4 separate regions of the Homo sapiens genome follow, and regions 1, 3 and 4 are each linked to region 2. Evidence: chromatin contacts called from ENCODE Hi-C or POLR2A ChIA-PET data. All regions are on one chromosome and are shown on one strand. The core of a region is the stretch at or near the end of the contact, and the rest is flanking DNA. Distances in the headings are between cores, read along the strand shown. Region 1 overlaps LMTK2 (lemur tyrosine kinase 2). Region 2 holds the start of CZ1P-ASNS (CZ1P-ASNS readthrough). Region 3 overlaps LMTK2 (lemur tyrosine kinase 2). Region 4 overlaps LMTK2 (lemur tyrosine kinase 2).

The links. A loop is a pair of places that touch in the nucleus more often than their neighbours do. ChIA-PET counts read pairs that join two places held with the same protein, here RNA polymerase II (POLR2A). Pooled maps may share reads with other maps.
Region 1: a map of B cell shows a loop between it and region 2 (14-fold over the local background). The contact joins the enhancer-like site here to the promoter of CZ1P-ASNS in region 2. A Hi-C loop is called at or near these places in 3 of 168 maps with a recorded cell type or tissue (B cell, CD4-positive, alpha-beta memory T cell and PC-3), 1 of 37 single-sample maps with no recorded cell type and 15 of 50 pooled maps. POLR2A ChIA-PET finds 5 or more read pairs at or near these places in 2 of 52 experiments (OCI-LY7 and activated naive CD4-positive, alpha-beta T cell).
Region 3: a loop to region 2 is called in a pooled map, with 11 times the contacts of the local background. The contact joins the enhancer-like site here to the promoter of CZ1P-ASNS in region 2. A Hi-C loop is called at or near these places in 3 of 37 single-sample maps with no recorded cell type and 8 of 50 pooled maps. POLR2A ChIA-PET finds 5 or more read pairs at or near these places in 3 of 52 experiments (CD8-positive, alpha-beta T cell, activated naive CD4-positive, alpha-beta T cell and naive thymus-derived CD8-positive, alpha-beta T cell).
Region 4: a pooled map shows a loop between it and region 2 (4-fold over the local background). The contact joins the enhancer-like site here to the promoter of CZ1P-ASNS in region 2. A Hi-C loop is called at or near these places in 2 of 37 single-sample maps with no recorded cell type and 8 of 50 pooled maps. POLR2A ChIA-PET finds 5 or more read pairs at or near these places in 3 of 52 experiments (OCI-LY7, PC-9 and activated T-cell).

Annotation. Positions count from the first base shown.
Region 1 is chr7:98,167,230-98,170,555 of GRCh38, forward strand. The region is part of intron 6 of LMTK2 (lemur tyrosine kinase 2); the gene reads left to right. Among named protein-coding and RNA genes, the nearest start is that of BHLHA15, 43 kb to the right of the region's middle. Within about 2 kb of position 1,507, at least 3 of the 41 ENCODE cell types and tissues checked have a DNase peak (open chromatin) inside an H3K27ac peak, as active enhancers do.
Region 2 is chr7:97,971,108-97,973,807 of GRCh38, forward strand. CZ1P-ASNS (CZ1P-ASNS readthrough) reads right to left here and starts at 1,251. Exons shown (of 19, transcript NR_147989.1): 1 at 1,028-1,251. It also overlaps the pseudogene CCZ1P-OR7E38P and the pseudogene CCZ1P1. RefSeq lists a silencer at 847-1,156.
Region 3 is chr7:98,201,159-98,204,722 of GRCh38, forward strand. It overlaps LMTK2 (lemur tyrosine kinase 2), which reads left to right. Exons shown (of 14, transcript NM_014916.4): 12 at 2,416-2,548; 13 at 2,786-3,028. Among named protein-coding and RNA genes, the nearest start is that of BHLHA15, 8.5 kb to the right of the region's middle. RefSeq lists an enhancer at 2,435-2,614. Within about 2 kb of position 2,098, at least 4 of the 41 ENCODE cell types and tissues checked have a DNase peak (open chromatin) inside an H3K27ac peak, as active enhancers do; they include CD8-positive, alpha-beta T cell, where a contact is called at or near this core.
Region 4 is chr7:98,130,784-98,134,093 of GRCh38, forward strand. All of the region lies in intron 1 of LMTK2 (lemur tyrosine kinase 2), which reads left to right. Among named protein-coding and RNA genes, the nearest start is that of LMTK2, 26 kb to the left of the region's middle. RefSeq lists enhancers at 1,608-2,108, 2,668-2,717. Within about 2 kb of position 1,293, at least 18 of the 41 ENCODE cell types and tissues checked have a DNase peak (open chromatin) inside an H3K27ac peak, as active enhancers do; they include PC-9, where a contact is called at or near this core.

The sequences.
Region 1 (3,326 bases), core at 257-2,756, 200 kb after region 2:
ATATTAAACACATGCTGTGTGCCCAGCACTGTTCTAGGTTTTAGAGACACAATAGGGAACTAGACGGAGTCCTAGCCATGTCTAGCTTGCTTTCTAGTGGTAGAGACAGACAAGGAAATAAAACAGCAGGGAGGAACCCAGGCTATCACGGTTGGATTTATGTTTTCAGGGACTGGCTTTGGCTGCTCAGGCGAATGGATGCAGGGAGGCCGCAGGGAGACTGGCGCAGGTGTGTCCTCAAGGTGGGGTGGTGCTGGGACCAATACCACAGCAGCGGAGGCATGGGAGGTAGTTTGAAAACAGACCCAGAACTTGGTGACGGGTTGGATGTGGCTGCCTAGAGGCAGAACTCACAAATGACATCTTCACTTTTGGTCTGACGCACTTGGAAAACGGCGATGCCACTTACTGAGACTGGCAGAGGTTTGTGCCAGAGGGCTCTTAGGCATACAGGGAGGGAAGTTGAGTCAGGAGATGAGGGGCTGGGCCAGAGAGCTGTACGTGAGGCATGGGCTTTCAAGCCATGGGGTGGCTGAAACCCCTGGTCGGGGAGCGCCCCCAGGACTGAGGACCAGGACGGAGCTCCAGGGTCCTTACGGATCAACGAGAGGAGGGAGAGCCAGTGGGGGGGCCGAGGAAGGAGCGGCCAGTGGGATAAGAAGAAACGCAGGAGGTTGCGGTGCCCGAAGGCTGGTGAAGAACATGTTTAAGCAAGGAAAGAACGGGCCGGTCTCCATTAATGCTGGTGAGATGAGACCCGACCAGCTGTGCTTGGGGAGAAGTGGGCAGGTCACTCCTTGATAGGCCTGGCGAGAGCAGCTGCCACTGAATGGTGGATGCAAGTGCTTCTGATGGTGGCAAGGGGTTCCTGAACAAGGAGCCAGGACCGACCAGGCTTCTGAGGAGTTTAACTACGGAAAGGAGAAAGAAGTGGAGGGCTGGGGAGGGGAGGGCTGGGTTTACCTGGGAGGTGTTTGGGGCCAGAGCAGAGAGAAGAGATGGACTCTCGAGAGGACTGAGCTTAGAAAGGCACAAGACGAAGAATCCATGGCAACCAAAGAGGAGATGATGTATAAGGTTATGGATGCCAGTGGGCGGGGGGACCAGTGGTGCTGAGAAAAAATAGACACAGGCAGAGAGCTGCTGGGAGGGAAGCGAGGCCCCGGGCTTCGCGGAGGCGTGGCGGCGTCAGCTGCCCCAGTCTGCATGTCTTCTATTTCATTAGCAGAAGCGGGGGTGTTGCGCTGTCTATATCATTCTTTCATCCTTTCAATAAAATTATTGAAGATTATGTTTTTCCCCAGAATCATCCTATTAAACATATAAATGACTTTAATTTTTCAGTTCTAAAGCTATTTACTTGTTGACTTTTTACACAGTACTGAAATTAATTAATTGCTCCTAGTGTCCTGCAGAAAAGCTATATAAAGCCCTCCCTGGCCATTCATGTCAGCATTGAGGAGCGGGCTTGCGAGGAACCTATTTACAGGTGTTTGAATGACTCATTCTACCAGGGCGTTGCAGGTCACTTGCTCTGCTGATGGAGAGCTTGGTGTAGCGCTCTGCTGCCATCTAGTGTCCTAAGTTTTCCTTCGGGAGTTTTTTGGGGGGTTTTGGGAAGCTGAGAAATTTTTAAAACTTGGATAAAGGAATGTTTATTTTAATTCAGAATACATTGCTATTCTTGGTGAGCTTTTTTCTTTAAATAATGGACCAAAATAATCATGTCTATTCACTAAGCACCATTAAAGTACAAATAAATCAGATAATATGTCTGTTTTGGATAGAATGAATCAAATTTTAGTACTTGCTTAACATAAACATTTTTACTCTAATTAAAGATTTTATGTTGATTTTTTCTTTTAAACTGTGGTACCAGGAGAGCTCTATGGACCTTTCTGAAACATAGAACTAACCCTGGATCCTACACAATCCATGACAAGTCTCAACCATGAGAACCATGACCAGGGGCCTCCAGTAATCTTTGATGTTCTTCCCTATTCCTGGGTTAAAGATATTTTTGCCTGGAATGTACTGATTTTATCTATTCTTAAGTAAAATCCCTTTCTGTTGATTATATTCTGTCTTTGAGTGAAATTTGGGAAGTGGGCTATTATGGAGAGAAGACATTTTAAGAACAGTGAGTGTGGTGAATATACTTTAGATACCCTTGAGAAGCAGCCACGCCCGCTCTGCGCTTCCTCTGCCTTCATGGCTGGGGTGGCAGTTCACTGCCTGCCAGCAGCTGCTGTTGGTTTTAGGATTGGCCAGATTCAGCCCAGCAAAACCATGTTTTCGTGTGAGAGTAAGTTTTTCCTTAGATGGGTATTGGTGGCGGAGGGGTTAGGCAGAAGAATTTCATTACCATTTCATTGGTAATGTAGATAGACTTAAGCTTTTTTCATGTTTACTTTCTCTATGGGCTACCTTATGAAACTCCCAGCTGCCTGTAGTCCTGGAGTTTTTTGCTGGAATTTTTCTGGGTGAATTTAATTGTCTTCTGAATCATTTGTTATCCTTACAACTCCCAAGCTCCACAGAGCCTAATCTGAATGGAGGGGCATATGTTTTTACAAGAAAAAAAAAAAAGTTTTCTCTTTCTCCTCTGGAGTGGCTTCTAATTTCGTTGGAAACAAAGGAGAAGGCACCACGTTTGGAAGGAAATGTATGAAGGACAGCAATGCCAGGTGCACGGCACCGAGGGAAGACCACTGCTCCCCTGGCAGAGCAGTCACATGACGCTTGGGAGACCCCAGCAGATTGATAGGATTGACCTTCAGTTATTTTATGTTCATTCTTATAAAATACATTGATGTTGTCTGCATACTGATTTAATTCACTTGCTAAATAGACCTTTCTTGACTAGTTGGTAAGCCGAAAAGTAGAAGCACAGCCCTACCATTTATTAGCTCTGTGGCCTTGGGCAAATTTCTTACCCTCCCTAAGCCTCAGTTCCATATCTGGTAAACATCTCATATTGTATTTGCAGTAACAAGTGCAAAAACTCCTAACATAACGCTTGGCTCAGGGCTCAAAGCACAAATGGTGGCAACTATTAATATCAACATTATCACTCATGTAAAGATCTTGGAAACTGGGAATGGAAACAAATTTAGATTCTTGGAGTGGACCTAGAAGTTACCTCAGAATGTACTCAGTATTAAATGTGGGTAAATGTTTGTAAAGGAATACTGTGTTTTAAGGTTTTATTCTGGGAGGTATTTGATAAATTGGCTATCTTCAGTAACAGTTACAAGACATGTACTCTTTAGTTGGTCAAGGAAAATGCCCTTCCTCAGGAGTCTTTTTTTTTTTTCTTTTTTTTC
Region 2 (2,700 bases), core at 1-2,500:
CTAGAGCTAATCTGTAATACACCAATGCTTGTAAGAAATAAAGGTTTGCACATCTGCAGACACATAGCTCCCTGAAAATTAAATCCAGCCAGTTCCCAAGCATTTGAACTGACGAGTTTTTTTTTTTTTTCTTTTTCTGGAGATGGGGTCTCTGTCACCCAGGCTGTAGTGCAGTGGCCCAATTACAGCTCACCTGCAGCCTCAATCACAAGCGATCCTCTGGCCTCAGCCTCCTGAGTAGCTGGAAATACAGGTGCGTGCCACCACACCTGGCTCATTTTTCGATTTTTTTTTTTTTTTTTTTTTTTTTTTTGGTAGAGTCGGGGGTCTTGCTTTGTTGCCCAGGCTGGTCTGGAACTCCTGGCTCCAAGTAATCCTCCCATCTCGGCCTCCTAAAGTGCTGGGATTACAGGCGTGAGTTACAGCGCCCAGCCTGGACAGTCTTTAAAAGAACTCTGACTTGCTGGTAACGAAACACAGCTCCGGACATCCTTTGAGAAAGTCGCCGTCCCCACCTCAGAAAACACACACACACACACACGTGTCCCGGAACTTACACACACACACACGTGTCCCGTAACTAACTTACACACACACACACACACGTGTCCCGGAACTAATTTTCCTCATTTGGGTGAAAACTTTTACAGGGTCCTCCAGGCTTGCATCATTTGAAGGCTAGCGTCTGCCACTCTGCTTCCACGCTTCTAGTTGGGGACTACCCACTTAACAAAGCCAAGTTCAATTTTAATTTCCCAGAACTGACGCAACGCAAAGCGCAAAGAGACTGAACCTGGGGTGTGGAGTGATACAGACCTGACGGGGCTTTATTCCATAGACAGACATCGACCCAGGACCTGAAGCGGTCCCTGCCTGCTGTCAGGTCCCCGCCGCAGCCCCCGGCCCGGGCTCAGCACCTGGCACAACGCAGGCTAGGTCAGTGCCGCTCGAGGTGGGCAGAACCACAGGGCCGCCGCCCCTGGGGGGCACCGACGCCGCCCGCTCACGCGCCGCCCCCTCCGCATACCTCTCCTTCCCGCGGCCAGAAGCGCGGGTTGTAGATGAAGAAACTCAGCAGCGCCGGCAGGAACTGCTTCTCCTGGGCCGCCGAGGGCCCGCTCCCAGCCCCGGCCGCCGCTGCAGCCATCCCGGCCGGGTCCCCACCTCGGGAGCCTCCCACAGCCAGCCCAGAGAAAGCAGCCACCTGCTAGAACACCGCACTTCCGCCTCCCTCGCCACCACCCCGGAAGCGCTCGCCGCCGACCAGGAAGAAGAACCCGCCTCGCAGCGTCCTCTTCTGGCACCCCAGGGTGGCCTTGTTGTCTGTTTCCCGGCCGAGTTTGTGTTTTGCTGGCTCGCGGAGTTTTCTCCTGGCTACGGGCGAGGGTTGCGCGTTTCAGGAAAAACTGAGTGGGGCACTGTTTGTTTGTTTGTTTGTTTTTTGATAGGATCTCAGTTTGTCATCCAGTCTGGAGTGTAGCGGCGGGATCTCAGCTCACTGCAGCCTCAACCTCTGGGACTCAAGCCATCCCCCTGCCTCAGCCTCCCAAGTAGCTAGGATTACAGGGCGCGCCATCAAGGCCAGTTTTATTTTTTGTAGAGGTGGGGTCTGTGTTGCCCAGGCTGCTCTCGAACTCCTGGCTTCACATGGTCTCCCATTTCGACCTCCCAAAGTGCTCCGATTATAGGCGTGAGACACCACCGCCCAACCTGTTGTTGTTTTGGTGGTATTGTTTTTAATTTAATTTAGAGACAGGATCTCGCTTTGTCACCCGGGTTGGAGTGCAGTGGTGCCATCATAGCTCACTGCAGCCTCAACTCCCAGGCTCAAGCGATCTTCCCACCTCAGCCTGAGTAGCTGAGACCACATGCATGCACCACCATGCCCAGATAATTAAAATATATATATATATATATATATATATAGAGAGAGAGAGAGAGAGAGAGAGAGAGAGAGAGTTAGAGAGTAGAGACAGGGTCTCACTTTGTTGCCCCAGCTGGTCTCGAACTCTTGGCATCAAGGGATCCTCCTGCCTCTGTTACTGGATGGAAGGTCTTGACCGTGGATTGCCCAGGTTCTTGGCGTGTTGAACAAAGAATTGAACAAAATGCACAAAGTAGCAAAAGAACAAAGCAACGAAAAGAAACAAAAGAAAAAACCGGAGTAAGGAAGAGACAGATTTATTGAAGCGAAAGTACAATTCACACAGCAGGAGCGGGATAGAGCAAACGGTTCGATAGCACCCGTCAGGATTTTTATTAAGCTGGAAGAATTAGGTAACGCCCCTAGGTGCCCGTTAGATGCCTCCGATTGGTTACACCCTCTGAAGGATTGGCCTGTGACCAATCAGAGGCTGAAGTGGAGACTTGCGCACCACCACCCACCCCCCGCCGTCAATCAGAAGCTGTCACCCTCCCCCCGCCCCCCTCTCCGCCTGATTGACGGAATGAACACGTGGCCTCCATGCTGCCTAATCTTGCCTAGAACTGGCTGCACCTGCTGTTCTTTTGTTTCTGCCTTAACCCTTGGTTACCCTCATGCCCTATTCTGCCTCACCTGGCCTCCCAAAGTGCTGGGATTACGGATGTGAGCCACCCACACCTGGCCCATTGTTTTGTTTTTAGTTTATTTAAAAAGTATTTTATTCTAAGACAGCACTTTGCTCTGTTGTCCAGGCTGGAGTGCAGCGGCCAGATCAT
Region 3 (3,564 bases), core at 848-3,347, 230 kb after region 2:
TGTGTTGATAATTGTTTTCTTTCAGCATTTTAAAAATGTATCCCTTCCTTCCACCCTCCACGGTCTCTCATGAGAAATTTGCAGTCACTCAGATCATTCTTCTCCTAGAAGTACAAGTGGAGCGTCCCTTATCTGAAATGCTTAGGACCAGAAGCATTTTAAATTTCTGATTTTTTCAGATTTTGGAATATTTGCATTATACTCACCAGTTCAGCATCCCAAATCTGAAAATTTGAAATCCCAAGTGCTCCAGTGAACACTTTGGGCGTCATGTCAGCGCTCAAAAGGTTTTGGATTTTGGAGCATTTTGGATTTTTGGTTTTCCGATTTGGGATGCTCAAGCTGTAATACATGTTTTATCCCTGGCTGCTTTCAAATCTTTGTCTTTAGCTTTCAGCAGTTTGATTATGGTGCATCTGAGGGTGGATTTCTTCGTGTGTGTGTTTTGTTTTGTTTTGTTTTGTTTTGTTTGAGACAGAGTCTTGCTCTGTCACTAGCTGGAGTACAGTGGCACGATCATAGGTCACTGCACCCTTGAACTCCTGGGCTCCAGTGATCCTCCCTCCTCAGCCTCCTGAGTAGCTGGGGCTACAGGCGTGCACCACCACGCCTAGCTAATTTTTAAATTGTTTGTAGAGACAGCATCTCACTGTGTTGCCCAGGCTGGTTTTGAACTCCTGGCCTCAAGGGATCCTCCTGCTTCAGCCACCCAAAGTGCTGGGATCACAGTTGTGAGCCACCCCACCTGGCCCAATTTCTTTGTATTTATCCCGTTTTTGTTTTGCTAAACTTAAATCTGTAGTTTTGTATCTTTCACCAAATTTAAGAAGTTTTCAGGCATTCTTTTCTTCTAGTACTTTTTCTGCCCCACGCCCTGTCTCCTCTCTTCCTGGGACTCCAGGGTTAGACCCTGTGTATTCTCTCATAGGTTCTGAGGCTCTGGTCCTTTCTTCCTCCAGGTTTTTTTTTTCTTGCTCTTGTTTGGATTGGGTGATTTCTGTTGCTCTGTCTTCAAGGTCCCTGATGATTTCCTTCGTCATCTCCATTATGCTGTTGAGCCCATCCATTGAATTGCTAGATTTTGGTTATTATACTTTTCTTTTCTGAGTTTTGCTTTTTGTCATTCTTCTTATCATCTGTTCCTTTGCTAAGATTTTCCCTATTTCTGTTCATGGTAAGAGTGTTTCCCCTTAGTTGTAGGAGCATTTTTATAATAGTCCTTTTTCAGATAATTCCAACATCTGTGGTACGGTGACACTGGCACCTGTTGATTGTCTTTTCCCAGGTAAATTGAGGTGTTCCTGGTTTTTGTATGTGAAGTAATTTTAGCTTTTGGATCCTCCTATCATGTTAGGCAGTCTGTGCCATGTGTAAATGCTGTGAATCATGTTGATACTTTTACCTTAGCAGGCCTTGACCCGGTGGGTGCAGGCCACAAGCTCCAAGCAGCCTTCTGTGGGTTGTGGTTTCAGTGTCAGCTCCCAGTTCCCCTTTCAAAGCCTTCGCTGTGCTGTTTGAACCTGCCCCACGTGTGTGCCCCGCACCCCACCCCGGTCTCCCCTGAGGTTCATTTTCAAAGCTTGGGTGTGTTCAGAGTCAGATCTACCACACACAGCCCAGGAGCCCCCCAGCAACTTCATCGGGTCACCTTTTTGAGCTCCTCCCTCTTCTGTGATGTCCCTGATACTTGCAGTTCTTTGGGCCTCTGCTTTCTGGTCCCCTAGCTAGAAAGTTGAGGCTTTAGTTACACGATGTGCCATACTTCCTGCAATCGCACGCGCATCTGGAGCCAAGCAGTGGGAGGACAGAAGGGAAAAAAACTCAGCGAGGGTCCCCTCCCGCTCGTGATCACAGTCCTCCAGTGGAGAGGAGGCTTCATGGCCCTCAGGATTATAGGCAGCTGTTGCCCCAGGATTGCTTGAGACTGGAGAGCAAGAGAACAGAGAAAAGAAGAAAGCTGGAATTCCCCCTTCTCTTTCTGAGCATCAGAAGACCCCCTTCCTGCTCCGAAGCCAGAACCAAGGGCTTCTCCTGGAGCACTGTGTCCAGGGCAGTGCCCACTTTGGATTCCGGGCTGACCTGAGTCCAGGCGGGGGATTGTGGAGGAGAAGCCGACACACTTGTTGCTGGTGGGTGGCACCTTGAGCACTGCCGCTCGTGCCCGCCTGCCTGCTGCTCTGCGCTTCTCTGCAGCCTCAGAGGGCTGCTTCATGCCTCTGCCGAGGTCAGAGCTGCAGGCAGAGGGAGAGACAGGGCCTAGTGTCTGTCCGTCCTCCCAGGCCTGGAGCCGCCCTTGTCTTGAGACGCTTACTTCTCAGTCGATGAGTCTGATGCGCCTGCCAGTGGGGAAGCGGTCACACGGGGGGTTCCCGTGAGCAGGCCTTTGCTGACAGGAGTTTCTGTTTGACTTTTCAGGAGACCCCAACCAAAGAGCTGGGGCCCTGTGGAGGAGAGGCGTGCGGCCCGGACCTGAGCGGCCCAGCCCCAGCCTCAGGCTCTCCCTACCTGAGCAGGTGCATCAACTCCGAAAGCTCCACCGACGAAGAAGGTATTTCACGTCATTGTCTAGTTTTAAAGGAAACTGAAAAATTGAGTAATGTAAAGGTTTTTTGAGGGTAACTTCCCATGTTGCTTTAATGACGCCCCCTGACATGGGCACAGAACTGCCATCTGCCAGCCGGGCCGGGCTGTGTCTTCCGACCTGCAGGGCGCACCTGCCCAGAGGCTCCCCCTCTCCCTCATCACGCAGTGATAAAAAGGGTGGGGTTTTATTTTTTATTTCTAGGTGGTGGCTTTGAGTGGGATGATGACTTCTCCCCAGATCCTTTTATGTCAAAGACAACAAGTAACCTGCTCAGCTCCAAGCCTTCTCTCCAAACATCCAAGTACTTTTCTCCGCCGCCACCGGCCCGGAGCACGGAGCAGAGCTGGCCGCACTCGGCGCCTTACTCCCGGTTCTCCATCTCTCCCGCCAACATTGCCAGCTTTTCCCTCACACACCTGACCGACTCGGACATCGAGCAGGGCGGTGAGAGGCGCTGCGTGCTGGGGATTGGGAGTGCAGGGTCGGGGGTGGGGCGCTGCAGCTGGGAGATGGTGGTTTTGCAGGCCTGATAATCTCATGTCTTCTTCACATTTGCTGAGTAGATTACAAACTTGTTTTTATAAAACTCCCATCATCAGCTGGGTGCAGTGACTCCTGCCTGTAATCCCAGCTACTCAGGAGGCTGAGGTGGGAGGATCAGTTGAGCCTGGGAGTGTGAGACCAGCCTGGGCAACATAGTGAGACCCCATCTCTAAAAAAAATAAAAACTAAAAAATTAGCTGGATGTGGTGGTGTGCACCTGCACTTCAGCTACTCAGGAGGCTGAGGTGGGAGGAATGCTTGAGCCCAGGAGTTCAAGGCTACAGTGACCTATGATTGTGCCACTGCCCTCCAGCATGGGTGACAGAGCAAGACCCTGCCTCTAAAATAAATAAATAAAACTGCCAGCATCCTGAGTGTGCTCTCGGGGCCATGCCCCCTGCCTGTTGTGGTCACTCTCAGGCTCGTTACCGGCCACC
Region 4 (3,310 bases), core at 43-2,542, 160 kb after region 2:
CTGCTGCCACCTTGATCTTGGACTTGGAGCTTCCAAAACTAGAGAATAAATTTTGGTTATTTGAGTCACCCAGTTTGTGATACTTGATTATGACAGCCCTAGCACGTTAATGGCCATATCAAGAGTAGGCAAGAATATGGATTATAAATTATGATATCTGCTTTCTTCCATTTAAACTTTTAAATTCATTTAATAAATGAAAGCTTCAAGCATGCAAGACATAGATACTGTAATGAATTCCCACACAGCTTCCACCCAGCCTGAATTAGCTGCAGCCCATCTTTCTTCATGCTGCCCCCGTCCACTTTCTCCACGCCCTCGTGCTGTTTGGAAGCAAATTCCAGACATCATTAAGTAGGTCACTATCTCCAAAAGATAAGGACTACATTTAAAAACAAGCACATGACCATTATCACTCCAAGGAGAAATGAATTACATTTTCTTAATATGGTCAGTTAGTGTTCAGATTTCCAATAGCCTGAAATGTCATAGTTTTTAAAATAGGTTGAATCATGATTCAAATAACATCCATATGTTGGAATTGGTGGGTAGGTCGTTTAAGTCTTTTAATGTTTGCCACTCTCCCTCTCTTCATCTCTTTCTTTTTTACATTTTCCTAGGCTTTTCTCCCCAAGTGTTTTTCACAGCCTGTGTTTTGCTGATTACATTCTTGTGGTGGTATTTCACATGTCTCGCTATTCATAATGTTTCCTATACATTGACATTTGGATCTAGGTGGTTGATTAGATTCAGGTTTGATATTGTTTTTGTTTGCTTGTTTTGGGCAGTACTGTTGCATAGGTGGTGATGTGTTTTTCTGTCAGGAGATAATGTCTGTCTTTCTGTGTTATCAGCTATTGATATAAATTTCATGTGTCATAAAATGTTATTTTGGATTAAAAATACGATTTAAAAACGTGAATTCTTAATTATTCTTAGCTTTCAGGCCATACCAAAACAAAAACTGTGGGCAGGATTTCACCCAGTGGCCACAGTTTCCTGATCCCTATTACCCGAAGAGAGCAGCTGCTTAGACCACAGGGGTACCAAAGTTCAATGTTACAAAACTGTGATACATTGTTTTCTAAGGTAGTTGTGACACCAGCAGTGAATAAGCAGCTCTACTTCCTGAACCGAGGTCTTTACATTAGCAGTTCACTTTAAAAGAAACCAGGGCTCTTTGGGGAAATGATTGATAGGAGGTTTGAAACAGAAACTATAAAAGATGAGCCTGGAACAACCCAGGGAACAAGAACTCCACCCAGGCCTGCCGGGACCCTGTGGGAGGGCTTGGGAGCAAACCGCTTTAGAGGCCCTGCTTGCCAAAGACAGGACAATGGGAGTGTCAATCAGAACAACCACAACGGATGGAAGCCTGTGGGTGCTTTAAATCCATTAGCTCATGATGATACCACAAAACAGTGACAGCAGCTCTCTGAACTGGTCACTGCCAGAGGATGCTAGTGAACCAACTTTTTTTTTTTTGAGACGGAGTCTCACTCTGTCGCCCAGGCTGGAGTGCAGTGGCGCAATTTTGGCTCACTGCAACCTCTGCCTCCTGGGTTCAAGCAATTCCCCTGCCTCAGCCTCCCGAGTAGCTGGGACCACAGGCGCGCGGCACCACGCCTGGCTAATTTTTTGTATTTTAGTAGAGACGGGATTTCACCATGTTGGTCAGGATGGTCTCAATCTCCTGACCTTGCGGTCCCCCGACCTTGGCCTCCCAAAGTGCTGAGATTACAGGCGTGAGCCACCGCACCCAACCACCAACTCATTTTTTAAAAACTGGCAAAGAGAAAGATTGAAGTATCTAGTCTGCCTTTTCCTTATGACTTGAACCACTGGGTAACCAAATAGTAAATGTGAGGAAATTTCTCTTTATAAAAGCATATCCACTAGTGACTGAACAAGGAATGACAACATTAGGATATCCAGCATTTTGTAATCCCTAATGGATCTAAATATTGATCATCATTTCTTTTTATCTGTGGCCTTTAATTTTTTTTTTAATTGAATCCCAAAATGGCTTCACAGACAACTCTTTAGTTAATTACATATGGGTCCAGTTTCATCTGAGGTTCTAGAGATCGTGAATCAGATAATTGGGCTGGAGTTATAATGGTTGAATTAATAGGTGGTATTCCTGGCTTACCTTGAGTCATTACTGAGAAATTGCATTCTCCAAATTACCTGTCTCTAAAACAGATAATATGTACCTACCTCTTAGAGTTTCTCAAGTTTTCTGCTTATTGAATCAAGTTCTAGGTAGCTATTAAAATGCTTTGAAAACTATTAAATGAAAACTCACAGAATGTGCTGTAGACATGCCGGGTGTTTTTTAATCAGTGTCTTGGGGAAAGCATACGTATTCCGCCAGACCTCATGTGGTGCTTGCTCTCAATTTGTGATGGGAAAAGCTGCCTAAATGTATGGTGATGCCTGTTCTTGATGTTGTTTGGTAGATGACTGGCTCGACGTATGCCCTTCTCAGTGCTGTAGGCTGCATGTTAAAGCTGCCTTTCTTTATCAGGTTCTAACAGCTGCAGTCAGGAACTGTGTCAGGGACTGGTTTCTAGTTTGACCACGGCGGTATAGGGATTTTATTTGTGGTTCCTCAAGTCTAGAATTTACTTCCTCTCTGTGGTTTCTGCAAACCCATCTCACCTTCCAGCCTATGTTTGATTTCCTCATTTTATGGAAGTTTTTTTTTTTCATTGCTAAATAGAGTTTTTTTTTATAGCACAGTGCTTTTGGATTCATCAAAAGAAAAATACTTTAAAGTTTTAAAAAGGGGTAACTAAAAATGTCTACTTGAAGCTACCTAGTCAATTTCTGAGGCAGTAGTTTTAATGGGACTGTTAGATACTGAGGTTGAGTAAGTGTGGTTCACACTGAGGAAATCTAAGGGAGAGTAGGTGCCCTGCAGACCCTAGCAGAAGTAAGTGTAGCAGAGAGCTAGGGCAAAGCGTGGCATAGTTCATTGGTCTTAACCTGGTTATACTCTTCATACCTATCTAGTGACTCACAGAGGACACTTTCATGAATCAGATAATTAGGCTGGCATTCATACAGTCCTTATCCAGTTCTGTAATAAATAAGTAGTTTGTGATGCTTAAAAAAACAAAACAAAAACTCTGGGTGCAAGAGAGGAAAAAGTAAGTCAAGATCAGCTATGTGGAGTTTGAGGAAGTATAAACTACCCTAATTAATGACAGACTTGGGTTCAAAGGACAGTGGGCTGTTTTTAAGTGTTAAAGGTTAACCACATAGAGGCAGAGCAGTGGGGTTTCAAGGAAAGCGAGGGAGCTTG